2 separate regions of the Homo sapiens genome follow, and region 1 is linked to region 2. The links are chromatin contacts, found by Hi-C in ENCODE. All regions are on one chromosome and are shown on one strand. The core of a region is the stretch at or near the end of the contact, and the rest is flanking DNA. Distances in the headings are between cores, read along the strand shown. Region 1 holds the start of APOOL (apolipoprotein O like). Region 2 holds the start of RPS6KA6 (ribosomal protein S6 kinase A6).

Region 1 (4,805 bases), core at 9-2,508, 820 kb before region 2:
TAGACTGGGGAGATCAAGGACACTATTAAACAAGGCATTTTTGTGTTTTGCATATGGGGAGGCTGTACACAAATAGCTGCTGAATGAATGAATGAACTATAAATACAACTAGATAAGCATGGGAAAAGGCACTTTAGGCCCAGAGAAAGAGCACGTAAAAAAGCATGGCGGGGTCAAGCAAGCAGCTCAGTATCGACAGGAGGAGGGTTCCTGAGTGACAAGAGATGAGGCTGGAAAGTCTAGGTAAAATCAGATGTTCTAGACATAAGAGTATGGCCTGACCCCAGAGGGGAGATGATGACATGCCCATAAAATTTTTTAAATGCGGGGGGAGGCAAAAATCAAATTTGCATTTTGGTAGATGTACTCTGGCAACACAGAGGAAAACAGATTACATGAGAGCCAGGCTTGAGGTGGCAAGTTCAGGTAGGAGGTTGTTCAAATAACTCAGATGAAGTATGAGAACCAGAACTGTAGACGCTGCCGACTTAAAACTTCAGCGGAACTGAATTATTCATACTGTATCTCCTGCAAGCCTAACAGAATATTTTACAATTAAAACCCGCTACGTAAATATCTGTAGACTACCATTATTAAACACTACTTAGGGAACTGCAGCAAGCTGCCAGCTGAGTCACTCACTGTACACGGACTCCCAAGTAAAGGCACCTTTCCCAAGCGTAAAACTCGAAAGGAACAGGTTATTCGAGCACAGAAAGCAACAACACTATGTGTAAACCAGCGCACTGCTGAAAGACTATGGGACCTCTCTATCCTGGTCAGTTTCACCCCAAATGTTTCAACAAAGTCCTTCCATAGGGTCATGTGGCCTTGCCCTGTGCGCCGAGACAAATGCCAAGTTTATATATATATTTTTCTCTTTATTGCAGCTGAAGACCGAAACGTCTACTGCGGCTCGTCGCCTGGCCAGCCATTTTCACCCAGCCGTTTCCCAGTTTTGTACTGTGCCACTGTGTAAATCGACAACCACAGGGGATTGAGGGAGCAGCGTCCCAGGCTGATAAAACCCTAATGGGGAAAGGCAGGTGTCTTGAGGCTTCAAACGATAAAGATTGCAATTATCTCAAAACCCACCTCCACCCTGCCCCTTGTTTCAGGGCTCCTTCAGAAGTTAGTAGGATCCCTTTTACAGTTACCGGGATGCTATCGGCACCCACAGAAATTAAGCAAGTTGGTTTTCGCTTACCCTGATGGCCGCCATGTCTACAACCCTTTCGGCCAAGGTTTTCAGACGGAGAGCAGAGAGGGACAAATCAGTTCGACTAGGCTTCCCTTAGGACAGCCCCACCCCGTTACGCCCCTTGCCTGCCAGTTACCGCCTTTTCTCCGCCCTCCTCCAGCCGCCTTGGCAACTGCTGCGGTTTCGGTCAGCTGTCTTCTGGAGAAACTGTTCACCCCTGTGGTTGACCCTCCCGGTCCCAGATAAAGCCTTCCAGAACATTATCAATAGTCCAGTTGGGAGTTATTTTCCTGGGTGCAGAACTTTTAATTATTTTGTTTCGGGCATATGTGATATGTCCAGATAAGGACTTAATACCCAAATGTAGCTGCTTTAATAATTAATTATATAGTAAGAAAAACAACTTATTACCTCTGCGAAACATGGGTAAGTTCATTCATTCTAAAACTAAGTCACGGAGAGCATACTCTGTGCCGGGCAGTTGTTCGGGGCATAGACAAAACATAGTGGCTTCCTCACAGAGCTTATGATTACAGGAGTAAAAGAGACAAATGAGGCCGGCGCGGTGGCTCACGCCTGTAATCCTGGCACTTTGGGAGGCCGAGACGGGCGGATCACGAGGTCAGGAGATCGAGACCATCCTGGCTAACACGGTGAAACTCCGTCTCTACTAAAAGTACAAAAAAAATTAGCCGGGCGTAGTAGCGGGCGCCTGCAGTCCCAGCTACTCGGGAGGCTGAGGCAGGAGACTGGCGTGAACCCGGGAGGCGGAGCTTGCAGTAAGCGGAGATCGCGCCACTGCACTTCAGCCTGGGCGACAGAGCGAGACTCCGTCTCAAAAAAATAAATAAATAAATAAAAATAAATAATAAATTTTAAAAAAGAGACAAATGCTATGAAGGAAAATAAAACAGTATGGGAATGAGGTGGGAGTTTACTGGTTTATATCAATGAGAGAAAGACTCTGATAAGCTCATTTGATAAAAGTCCTGGAGGAATTTAGAGAAGAGGGTTGCATACGGAAGGAACAGCAATGAAAAAGTCCAGTGAGGCTGGAGCAATAATTTCAGAGGTAGCGAAGTAACACAGTGTAGGGGCTTTCGTGCCGCCAAAATAAATTTGGATTTTATGCTGAATAAGATGGGAAATCATTGGAGGATTTTGAGCAAAGGTGTGATGTGATCTAATTTACATTTTTAAAGGATGATTTTGGTGCTATCAGGAGAATATACTAAGGGTATATTGCAATATTCACAACAGGAGCAAGGTCTGCTGTAGGCCTCCCTGAAGGATTCTGAGGAAAGAAGATGCTCATAATATGCCCATTAACAGTCCCAATATTAATTCATGTATTCATTCATTCAATCAACAAATATTTATTATGTGCAAACTATATACTAGGCATTAGTTGATACCTATCACATTTCATACCCAAAACAGATCCTTTTTAACAGAACTGTCCTGTAAATGACAAAATTATTTTAAGAAATAATGATGAAATGAAACTAATAATACTGGCTACAAAAGAAACATTGAGTGACTATTTTCTTTTATTGAACTTAATATAAACATATACATACATATATATGCCAATATAAAAATAAAATGCAAAATAAATAGTACAGAACCAAAAAAGGAAAAAAATGGATCAAGGTGTTTTAATTGCATTAATGTATTTTTCAAAGGAAAAATACTTATATCTACATAGTGGTCTGCCACAGGAATGAATAATAATATTACAGTTTCTGTTTTTGAGCCTTAACCTCTGTGTATTTGTCAATAATTTCATCCAAATTTAACATTTCTGCATATTAAATAAATGGTATACCTAGATTTGTCAAGCTAACTTTGTTCATAACTGATTGATGCACACTTTTTATTGATTTTAATATCAGTCAGGTTTATTTCACAATAATCAACAGGCAAATAAGAAAAGTCTTAAAATTGTGAATAAGCTTAGAATAAATTTATAACAATCTTATTTCCCAAAAATTTCAGGAATTTCAATAACACCCATGTTTTGTTGTTGTAGTTGTTGTTGTTGCTTCTTTTCCAACTTTAACTTTTATTTTGGGTTTGGGTACATGTGCCGGTTTGTTATACAGGAAAATTGCATGTCAAGTGGGTTTGACATACAGATTATTTCCTCACCCAGGTAATAAGCATAGCACTTGATAGGTAGTTTTTCAATCCTCACATTCCTTCCACCTTCCACCGTCAAGTAGGCCCCAGTGTCTATTGTTTCCATCTTTATGTCTATGCATACTCACCATTTAGTTCCCACTTATAAGTCAGAACCTGCAGTATTTGGTTTTCTGTTCCTGCACTAGTTCACTGAGGATAATGGCTTCCAGCTCCACCCATGGTGCTGCCAAGGATATGATCTTATTCTTTTTTATGTTTTTGATGGCTGCATAGTATTCCATGGTATATATGTATCACATTTTCTTTATCCAGTCTACTGTTGATGGGCATTTAGGTTGAGTCAATGTCTTTGCTAGTGAGAATAGTGCTGTAATGAGCAGACCCATGCATGTGTCTTTATAGTAGAATGACTTATATTCCTTTGGGTATATACCCAATAATGGACTCCCTATTCAATAAATGGTGCTGGGAAAACTGGTGAGCCATAGGCAGAAGACTGAAACTGGACCCCTTCCTTATACTATAATAAAAAATTAACTCAAGATAGATTAAAGACTTAAATGTAAAACTCAAAACTATAAAAACCCTGAAAGACAACCTAGGCAATGCCATTCTGGACACAGGAACTAGCAAAGATTTCATGACAAAGACACCAAAATCATTGCAACAAAAGCAAAAACTGACAAATGGGATCTAATTAAACTAAAGAGCTTCTGCACAGCAAAAGAAACCATCAATAAACAGATAGCCTACAGAATGGGAGAAAATAATATCCAGCTTCTGTAAGGAATTTAAACAAATTTACAAGAAAATCAAACAACCCCATTAAAAAGTGGGCAAAGGACATGAACAGACACTTCTCAAAAGGAGATATACATGCGGCCAACAAGCATATGAAAAAAAGTTAAATATCAGTGATCATTAGAGAAATGTAAATCAAAATCACAATGAGATACCATCTCACACCAGTCAGAATGGCTATTATTAAAAAGTCAAAAAAATAACAGATGCTGGTGAGGTTGCAGAGAAAAGGGAACACTAATACACTGTTGGTGGGAGTGTAAATTAGTTCAACGATTATAGAAAGCAGTGTGGCAATTCCTCAAAGAGCTAGAAACAGAAATACCATTCAACTGAGCAATCCCATTACCGAGTAAATACACAAAAGAATGTAAATGGTTCTATCATGAAGACACATACACACATATGTTTATTGCAGCACTATTCCCAATAACAGACATGGAATCAACGTAAATGCCCAATCACTATAGACTGGGTAAAGAAAATGTGGTACATATATGCCATGAAATACTACACAGCCAAAAAAAGAATGATATCATGTCCTTTGAAGCAACATAGATGGAGCTGGAGGCCTTTATTTTAAACTAATGCAGGAACAGAAAACCAAATATCACATGCTCTCACTTATAAGCGGGAGCCAAATGATGAGAGCATGTGA
Region 2 (4,796 bases), core at 1,877-4,376:
CATTTGGCTCCTCGTTAATTATGCAAATTTCTGCAGTCAGCTTGAATTTCTCCTCAGAAAATTGGTTTTTCTATTCTATCACATCGTCAGGCTACAAATTTTCCAAACTTTCATGCTCTGCTTCCCTTTTAAACATAAGTTCCAATTCCAAATCGTCTCTTTGTGAATGCATAAAATTAAATGTTTCCAAGGGCACCCAAGTCACCTCTTGAATGATTTGTTTCTTAGAAATGTCTTCCATCATGTACCCTAACTGATCTCTCTCAAGTTCAAAGTTCCACAGATCTCTAGTGCAGTGGCAAAATGCCGTCAGTCTCTTTGTTAAAGCATAGCCAAGAGTCACCTTTATTCCAGTTCCCAACAATTACTCATCTCCATCTGAGACCACCCCAGCCTGGACTTCATTGTATCACTATCGGCATTTTGGTCAAAGCCATTTAACAAGTCTCTAGAAAGTTTCAAACATTCCCACATCTTCCTGTCTTCTTTTGAGCCCTCCAAGCTGTTCCAACCTCTGCCTGTTACATAGTTTGAAAGTCGCTTCCATATTTTCCAGTATGTTTATAGCAGCACCCCACTACCTTGGTACCAATTTATTGTATTAGTCTGTTTTCATACTGCTATAAAGAACTGCTCAAGACTGGGTAATTTATTTAAAAAATAGAGGTTTAATTGACTCACAGTTCATCATGGCTGGGGAGCCCCAGGAAACTTACAATCAAGGCAAAGGGGAAGCAAGGTACCTTCTTCACATGGCGTCTGGAAGAAGTGCCCAACAAAGGAAGGAAGAGCGCCTTATAAAACCATCAGATCTTGTTAGAACTCAGGCACTATCATGAGAACAGCATGGTGGAAACCACCCCCATGATTCACTTACCTCCACCTGGTCCCTCCCTTGACACATGGGGATTATGGGGATTATGGGGATTCAATTCAAGATGAGATTTGGGTGGGGACACAAAGCCTAACCATATCAGGTATGGATGGGATATGGGAATACCTAGAACGCTGAAAAAGAAAGAGGGTGGGACTGAACCTTGAAGTTCCAATAGGCAGAATTGGGAAGAGGAGGGATGATCCAGTAAAGGAGACAGAAAGATGTATAAGAGAAACAATGATGTAGGAGAAAAACAAACATTATTTCGTTCCAGAGGCCAAGTAAAGAAAATGTTTAAAGAAAGAGTAAGTCATGAACTTACATCAAATGCCAGCAAGTGTTCAAGCAAGCTGTCAATAACATGTTTTTGCTGACGGGAGAGATCCAGTAGAGAGAAAAAAATAGATGATGTTAGTGGGGGGGCGGGTTGCAGAACAAAGCCTTTGAGTAGGCAAGAAGGGATGGATGAGACCCAGCGCTCAAAAGGTTGGCAGTACCAGGCACAGCAGCTCAGGCCTGTAATCCCAGCACTTTGAGAGGCTGAGGTGGGCGGATCACAAGGTCAGGAGTTCGAGACCGGCCTGACCAACATGGTGAAACCCTGTCTCTACTAAAAATACAAAAATTAGCCGGGCGTGGTGGCGCACGCTTGTAATCCCAGCTACTCGGGAGGCTGAGTCAGAAGAATCGCTTGAACCCGGGAGGCAGAGGTTGCAGTGAGCCAAGATCGCGCCACTGCACTCCAGCCTGGGCAACAGAATGAGACTCTGTCTCAAAAAAAAAAAAAAAAAAAAGAAAAAGAAAAAAAGTTGGCCCTAGTTAATACTGTCAGTTCAGCCAAATATGAGTTTATGGGTGTGTGCGTGCACACACAGACACACACACTCTCACACATTTTCACGATTTATAGCCCCATGCACCCACTACTTTCGAAGCTTTGACTTTTAGAGAACCCTGTTCGTTAAGCTCACTTTCTCCTCGAGATTTTCAGCAGAGTAAGTGAGAGGACATTATCAGTTATCCTTGTTTGTAATTCAGTGCAATCTCTGTGGCCAGCTTTGCTTCATTAGCTCTTGAGACCAGATGATGAAATAAATGGAGGGCATAGGTCAACAGCCCTAGGTGTAGAAGGGTAAAGGGGGTGGTGTGCCTTTTATGAACGTTAGAAACCTCTCCAAGGTCCTGAGTTGGTTTAGCCGCTGTTACAGTTGCTCTTTTAAGTCTTTGAAGTGTCAAATGTGGAATAACTTTTAAACTTTCAGCTCTGAAGTGTTTTGATGAGAAGCATCTTGATTATCCCCCGTATAAGATTATACTTTATCTCTGTTATATCGCCAGCTCCCAGTACAATGTGTGGCTTAGAGTAGCGAAGTAGTAAAGCTCGCTTTGAAGAAGGTACTAAAAACTATGATTATTGTCACTACAGACCCAACATTCTCAGAGGGGGCTGGAGGATGGGCTAGCTTCGGAATCATGCCTTTGTTGCCACAAGTGGAGTTCATTAAGTGGCATATGTTTGCCTGTGTGTGTGCATGTGTGAAGAGAAACATTGTGTGTTATCAATAGTGTGAAGGCAACCAGCAGGAGCATCCTGAGAGGGACAAGTAAGGTGGGGGCTAGAGAGGACAGGTATATTTATTTTTTTAAATGGGGGTTATCCTGCCTTTACCTTCTAGGAGGATAATGTATGATGTACTAAAATCCCTGCCCTAGTATTTGTCACTAAGTATCGAAATGGGCGTGGTTTGGCATATAAGACACCTGCTCTTCGTGAGCCCTGCAAAGAGATACTCTTGGAGTCCTACCCTTACCCTGATTCCTCAAGTGCTCTGGAGGGTCCCCCAGTTCCAGCATCCTTTTTGAGAATCCTGCCGCCCGCCAGCAATGCTGCTCCGTGGACTTGAGAGGGCCTGCTGAGCATGTGTGAAGAGCGCTGCGCATGCTCCGTGGAGTGGGCAGGTTTACCGAGGCGCTAGCAGGGGCTTTTACTACTGTTCAGTCGCCTCCCCAGCCCAGCACGCCCCCCTCCCCTCTATCCCACCACCCACCACGCGGTCCCCCGCATCCACCCCGCCCCTCTATCCCGCCCCCTTCACCCCAAGCTGGGGAATCTCCATTGACGTTTGGGTGACGCCGCTGTGCCGCCGCCGTGGGGGGGTCCAGGCGCCGCACAGGTAACGCCGCCGCTGCCGCCATATTGACAGAGCAGGGAGCGGGGAGGGGACCCGAGGAAGTGGGGTGTTGGGGGAGTCACCACCGAGCGGCTGTCGTTGTGGTGGCAGTGGTGAGCGCGAGCCGAGCGGCAGCTCTTGGAGAGGCAGCACAGAGTTGTCTTCTCTATGGGAATCACCGGGCGGCGGCGGCGGCGACCCCCAGCTCCCAGCCTCTGAGAGACCCGGCGGCGAGGGCAGCGCTCGCTGAAGGCGGGGCTGGGGGTCGCGGCGGCGGCGGCGGCGGCGGCGGCGGCGGCGGGCCAGTTCAATAGACAGGATGCGCGGCCGCGCCAGCGGTAGGCGGCAGCTCCTGTTTGAGTGCTCCTGAAGGGGAGATGCTACCATTCGCTCCTCAGGACGAGCCCTGGGACCGAGAAATGGAAGTGTTCAGCGGCGGCGGCGCGAGCAGCGGCGAGGTTAGTGTGGTGGCCAAGACGGGCTGGAGCCAACCCCCGCCTCCTTCCCCTCAAGACCTTGGCTGGGGACGGAGAGAGGAGAGGCGTAGGGCCGGGAAGCGGGCTCCCGGGCAAGCCCCCTTGATGCTGCCTCCACTGCCCTTTCGCTGGGGAGCGGGCGGGGATGAGACGGCGGGCTCGGGCTTGCGGAGTGAGTGCAGCCTGGGCCCGGGCTCGGCCTTGGGCGGAGCGCCTGCCTGGCGGGCCACGCCAGAGTTGTTGTGACTAAGTTTCTTCACTTTCCGACCCGAAGGGGAACTGGGGGACTGGCGGGGTGCTGTGCCTGACTCCGCGCGTCCCTTTTTCTCCGCCGCGCCTAGTTTGCTGGCTGGGAACATTTTGGGGGACAGCTGCGGACTCCAGCTCGCTGTTGAACCCCGGACGCTTTACGAACCCAGTGCAACAAACACACCAAGGTGACTAAGTAACTCTGGGGACATTTGCACATAGGCACGAGTGTTCCCTGGTAACAGCTTTCTCGTTTCTCTGTGGCTTGTTATGGTTCCTTGTAATGACCCATGTCGAGATACACTGGCGACCTATCTCCAGTCGCCAGGTTTCAGGTGATGTTCTACTGCTTCCTCTCAGGTCCCCTTGATTCTACTGCACTCTTGCTCCACCCCTTCTCCTTTCCACAACCGCTGTCCCTGCCCCGTTGGTCTGTAAAAGAAGACGCAAAGTAAACCCCAGCCCTTATAAATAAGTCGAATCTTTGGTAAGACTTAGCGAGGTTCAACCAAAATACTTTGGTTCACCTCTCTTCCCACTCTTCTTACTCTGAAACTGTTCTGGTTGGGCTTTGGTCAGCTGTGCAGTGAGAACTTAGATGTACACAGGTGCTTTGTTTTTATTGTTGTTATAAAAGCGGGCAGCATTTAAACACAAAAACGTGTCTTTTGTGATAGAAAGTTGGATCCTTTTCTGATAACTTAATCGACTGCGTACTACTCCAGTAGAGGCCACCATACACCTCCTAAAAATAGTTGGTGAAATTGATTCACAGTAGGATATTTTGAGGTAAGACTCTCAATCCTCGACATCTAAAGGGTGCAACTTTGTCTTCAAGTACTTGCTCCATTTAAAAAAAATACACATTTGGCTGTTGTATGATTACCTTGTTTTTTTTTCTTTAAATTTTTTTGTTATTTATCAACTAAACTGGGGTTAAGATTACATGCTAGAATAACATGTGGTAAGGAATATAGTGGAAATAAATTCAGAAGTACCCTAAATCTGAACCCTCTATACTTA

Evidence for each region. Hi-C counts contacts between places; a loop is a spot of excess contacts on that map. Pooled maps may share reads with other maps.
Region 1: a map of posterior cingulate gyrus shows a loop between it and region 2 (6-fold over the local background). The contact joins the promoter of APOOL here to the promoter of RPS6KA6 in region 2. A Hi-C loop is called at or near these places in 1 of 168 maps with a recorded cell type or tissue (posterior cingulate gyrus), 5 of 37 single-sample maps with no recorded cell type and 3 of 50 pooled maps.

Annotation. Positions count from the first base shown.
Region 1 is chrX:85,000,330-85,005,134 of GRCh38, reverse strand. APOOL (apolipoprotein O like) reads right to left here and starts at 1,258. Exons shown (of 9, transcript NM_198450.6): 1 at 1,208-1,258. The coding sequence starts at 1,222.
Region 2 is chrX:84,186,529-84,191,324 of GRCh38, reverse strand. RPS6KA6 (ribosomal protein S6 kinase A6) reads left to right here and starts at 3,126. Exons shown (of 22, transcript NM_014496.5): 1 at 3,126-3,506. The coding sequence starts at 3,426.